Regions from separate parts of the Mus musculus genome. Here region 2 is linked to region 1. A link is a contact called in ENCODE Hi-C or POLR2A ChIA-PET data. All regions are on one chromosome and are shown on one strand. The core of a region is the stretch at or near the end of the contact, and the rest is flanking DNA. Distances in the headings are between cores, read along the strand shown. Region 1 overlaps Prickle1 (prickle planar cell polarity protein 1). Region 2 overlaps Gm41387 (a long non-coding RNA gene).

Region 1 (2,537 bases), core at 28-2,527:
CAGTGCCTTCTTTCTGGGGAACAGTTTGTGACTTAGGGGCAGTGGTAGAATCTATATAAAGTGGGGCATCAAACGTGTATTAGAACCGGAATAATTGTGGGCATATTATGTGGTGTCACTATCTTGGTGATACATTAGGCAAGAACCCAAAGGTGTCAAGTGGACCCCTCATTACTGATACTAGGGCTTCGCCTCATAGAGATGCTGTATCGTTGGCACTCAGTTCTGTTGGTATATTGTTAAGTTCCTCTAACAACATAAGTTGTTAGAGTGCAGAGAAGCCTGGATTCAAGTCTGAGTCTCACATCATGGCTTATCCTTTTGAGCTTCTCTATTGTTTGTTTTAAAGCAGATTTATTTTATTTTATTTTTTTAAAGACTATTGCAAAGCTCTGGATTGCTCAGAATCCATTATGTAGACCAGGCTGGCCTCAAACTCAGAGAGATCTGCCTGCCCCTGCCTCTATAATCTCGGGAAAAGTCATGTTCTACCACGCCTGGCACAGCAGTGCTGATAAACAGCTAAATAAATTGTTTCACCTTCCCTAACTTTTTTCCTTAGCGGCAGCACGTGAACACAGAAGGCTATGCTAGAAATCTGAATTCCAGGTTATTTCAGCCAATAATGAAGCAACGGCTATCAGCCCCTTTGAGGGCAGCTCTCAGATAATATATTACTTTGCTGACCTGCAGAACCAAACATTTGTGTAGCTCAAAGGCAAATACGCTAGGAACGCCTCCCTGACTCTGGGGATTCCTTGAATTGTTGAGTTGACTGTGCCATTCCAATCTCGCAGACACACATCCGATTGTCCAAACACAACACAACTGGCTTATTCAGATCTTTGCATGGCAGATGTTCCATCGCCTGGTTGTCACAGCCACATCAGTGTGCCCTGTGCTCTCTGATATCACTCTTGCATGTCGTCAGTGGCTTGCCCATCACCTCCTCAACTCACAGACATTATGTGGAACAAGGGACAGACCTCAAGAGCTACTCCATGGAGGCTCTGTGTGACCCATTCTGCTGCCTCACATGACACCCCCCCCCCCAAAGCCAAAGACACTGAAATAATGCAACCATTATAAACTTGTCAGATAAATTGATTACAGTTCAAGTCACAGGACCATCATGCTTTGAAAAAAAAAAAAAACTAACATTCTTCAGTTGTGACAATAACGAATGAGAGGGAAGAAAGCAGCAACAGTAATCCTTAAGTGTCTGGCAGAGCCTGCAGGCGGTTCTCCTGACACGCTGCCCAACAGAGATTTTCTGCAGACAAGTTTAAATAACGGGAGCCTATGAGGGCTGGGAACCAAGCTGACAGGGAATGTACTTCCTTCCACGTAAACTCCACTGGCAGCCAGGGACTGACTCCCTAGTTGCTGATAGAATGGAGGAAGCCACATTTCTATGACCTGAGGCTTTTATTAGTCTTTCTATGGTATGATCTAACAGGATCCCAGGATCCTCTGCAATGCTTCTCTTCGTATGAGGGTACAGGGTGTTCTGTGGGGCTCAGACCTACGCTTCCTGTGTGCTAGACAAGGGCTCTACCAGCAAACTACTTCAACATCCTCCTGCTTTTGGGGAGAGTGTGTCTAAAGAGGATGGAGCAATTGCCTGAAGGGTGACAGCAAGCAGCACACAAGAAGTTTTTATGTCACATGCCAGACTGCATTTGATGTGACGTGACACATACTTTTTTTTTTTTTTTTTTTTTTTTAAAGATCTGACAATATGGTTAAAGAGCCTCTTCAGAGGAAGCTACCACTCAAGAGATTAAAAAGCCAGGGATGGAAAATAGCTCTACCAGTAAAGTGCACCTTGCAAGCGTGAGGACCCAAGTCAGGTCCCCAGAGCCCATGCTTGAAAGGCAAAATGAGGGCATCCCATTGCTAGGATAATAAAATAAAAGGCTTCCCAAGGCTCACTGGCTAGCCAGCCAAACCGTGACTTGGCAAGCAGCGAGAGACCTTATTTCAACACAGCAATGTGATCAGCAACTGAAGCATACCTGTTTGACCTCTGACCTGTACACATGTACAAATATGTGCATATATACCCACTTCCATGTATATCTGTATGCACACAAATATGCATATACACACGTATATCACACACAAAGTAAATAAATGTGGATACTTATGTGTATACACACACACACATGTACACACTTACGTACACACACACACACACACACACACAATTTCTCTTTCTTTAAAGAGGCCAAAGAGAGGCATAAGCATCTTCATGCTGTCCCAGGAAGTCTTCAAAATGACACACCCCTGACCCCTGAGGACGCCTTTCAGGAAGTGCAGAATGTTTTTAATACAGTCAGGCAAGTTAAAATCTACTACACGCCATTCCATTTCTGGTGCTTAATAAGAGTTCCCAGGGGAAGGAAGCACAATAGTCACACATACAAAGTACCCTGGATGCTGTTGCTAGGAATAATAAAGTGATGATGGGACTAAACTGAATGGAGGAGTTCGAAGAACCCATGAGTGAGTGCACCACCTGGACTGCACACTCT
Region 2 (2,537 bases), core at 26-2,525, 170 kb after region 1:
TATTTGTATGTAATAATTAGCTCTCTATAATGTACACATCAAAATGTTAGTGGGCTTACTATCAAGACCTATTAAAACTTGCTTTGTGGGTTATTTTATAAAAACAGTTTTATTTGTAAGACATTCTCGGTCCGTGGCAGACACTCAGCACAGAACATAAGTCACAGACATGTGCAAAGCTCTGAGCTCAGGACATATTGGCACACAGATCTCCAGTGTTCTGAGGTGTCACACAGATCTCCAGTGTTCTGAGGTGTCACACAGATCTCCAGTGTTCTGAGGTGTCACATAGACTTGGGCTGTTTTCTGGTTTGGCACCAACTGGCTATGTGACAACACCAAACTCCTTAGCTCTCTTCTCTTCATGCCTGGCGGGGCGTGGGGTAGGCTGGGGATGAGAGTGGAAGACAAATGACCCCTGTGCATCTATCCATCTCTGGCTATTTTTCTTTTTTGTTTTTTTGTTTTCCATGAAAATTAATCCTGACTTGTCCAACTGCCCCACTGTGTGTCTCTCAGAGGCTGACATACACACATGTTTTAAAACTCAAATGTGTACCTTCTACCCTTATTTTTAAGCCATGGTGGCAATCTCTGCCCTAAACTCAGTCCAGCGCTTCATTCCAGAATGATTTCTGTTGTGTGATAGTTGGCTAGGAAAGTATTTTCAAGTCTTTTTAAATTATAGGACAGCATCTCCTCCTCTTCAGGCTTCCAAACTGTAAACATGACCATAATCTTTGACTGTTATCCAAGGCTTTGCTAAAGCTTTAGACAGCAGATATCAAAATCAACCAGCTTTATGCATTGGCTTTACTGTTCTATAAAAATCTTCTGGCAAGCTTCAATATGCTGGTATAACTATAACACGGGGTTTGGGGGGAGAAGACCCCCCATTAATAGGAGAACTGAAGACCAGGCTAACAGGTTTGTTGATGCACTAATATAGAATAATCTCTGCTAACTATAATTAACTCATATGCTCCTGTCACAGGTTGACTCTCCAAATACTTGCCCGTCACGACTGATATTCTTCTGTGAGACGTGAGCAGATGCTCCAACAACTGTCTGGAGCCTTGGAGTGTGTGCCCTTATCCTTGGCAGGAGAAGCGTCTATTTTTAGGAAGGTATTTTGACACTTTACCTCTTGGCTACATTGTCTTTTTAAAAAAAAAAAAAAAGAACCGTCCCAGTGAATAGTCTCCCACTCCCTACAGGGCTACAGGGCGTGCAGAGACACTCAGCCTGAGCTTGTTCGCTGGCAGTCAACTGGCCCAAGACCAAAGCAGCTAATCAGCTCCGGGTTTATTTTGGGGTTGGAGGGTGGTGGGGGTGGGGTGGGGAGGAGATACCTTCTCACACACTGACAGCCTTTCTCTCGGCTTCCTCTCCTACAGGCTGTCCTGGTTAGCTTGACAATTGTCTTGGGACTTCCAATCAAGGTTCCTCTCTGTGAGAAGGAACATGCCTCATGCTGGCTTTTTTTTTCTGAGGACTTTTTCAGAAGGGACCAAAAACATTGTTTCTCTCGTATTCCTGAAAACCGCCTGACTGCTCCGTATTTAGCTCAGGAGAGAGTTAGGGAGGCTGTTGCTGCTGTGCTTTGGGGGGGTGGGGGGGGGATAGCTGGGAACCACGATGAAGAAGCAGCCGTGGCAAACGAGCCAAGTCGAAATGTCTAATTGACATGTAAACAAGAAATGAAAGCAAAGGCATCTCTATAAAACAAAGCAGGACAGAGTGATACCAAAAAGAGACCCACCTAAGCTGGTGAGAACACATGAAGTCACAGCAGAAACGCTGAACTCAGAGCTTCTCCTCTGGGCCCCCGGGGAAGGGCTATGGCACACTTTGCTGACCTGATTCTTGGTTTCCTAGAAATTCATCCTCCCTGTGTTCTCAAGCCCTAAGTCCACAACACAACGGTAAGCGAGGGTAGCGTAAAAACCATCAGGCTGAGGGTAAGGACATTTGCCTACAGCAGGAGGTGCCTTCAGAAGACAAAGAAGAGAAGCCCACTGTTAATGCTGTTTATAGTAAATATTAAAGAAAAAAATTTACAGAGTAGCAGCTGTCAAGTTTTCCTGATATGTAACAAGGTTTAATTTGTTTTGGGGCACTGTGGAAGTCTTAACTTGTTTGCTGGTAAATTTTTTTTCTTAGTGTTTTTCTTTTTAAGGCTCATGAGTTCTCCCCTAACGGATTCTTGAAGTCAGCCACCAGAAGTAGAAAGTATTCAGAAACCCTCTAACATTGTCCCAAGTGAAGGCAGGTCCCTTATGAGGAATCTACATACACTGTTGAGAACCTTATCATGTGTTCAGTCACTTTGGCAAAAACCAAAATACCCCCCCCCTCCTCCCAATCTCCTCAAACTAAAAATCGATCAAATGAACTCCCTCCCCAGAAACAAATAGCTTTTAGGTTGGTCATGTAGTTATCAAATATGATTGATGGCATTTGCTGAGACTCTAGTCGGTGCCAGCAAGGCTGGAGGAGAGAGCAGAGAATTTCCTAGACTTAGAGAATTTTTTTTG

What was found. Hi-C counts contacts between places; a loop is a spot of excess contacts on that map. ChIA-PET counts read pairs that join two places held with the same protein, here RNA polymerase II (POLR2A).
Region 2: a map of heart shows a loop between it and region 1 (2.2-fold over the local background). The contact joins two enhancer-like sites. A Hi-C loop is called at or near these places in 1 of 37 maps with a recorded cell type or tissue (heart). POLR2A ChIA-PET finds 5 or more read pairs at or near these places in 1 of 5 experiments (Patski).

Annotation. Positions count from the first base shown.
Region 1 is chr15:93,529,254-93,531,790 of GRCm38, forward strand. The region is part of intron 1 of Prickle1 (prickle planar cell polarity protein 1); the gene reads right to left. Among named protein-coding and RNA genes, the nearest start is that of Prickle1, 65 kb to the right of the region's middle. Within about 2 kb of position 1,278, at least 1 of the 3 ENCODE cell types and tissues checked has a DNase peak (open chromatin) inside an H3K27ac peak, as active enhancers do.
Region 2 is chr15:93,697,322-93,699,858 of GRCm38, forward strand. Gm41387 (a long non-coding RNA gene) reads left to right here. Exons shown (of 3, transcript XR_875601.1): 2 at 995-1,127; 3 at 1,218-1,325. Gm41386 (a long non-coding RNA gene) reads right to left here. Exons shown (of 7, transcript XR_875596.1): 7 at 94-388. Among named protein-coding and RNA genes, the nearest start is that of Gm30339, 7.9 kb to the right of the region's middle. Within about 2 kb of position 1,276, at least 2 of the 3 ENCODE cell types and tissues checked have a DNase peak (open chromatin) inside an H3K27ac peak, as active enhancers do.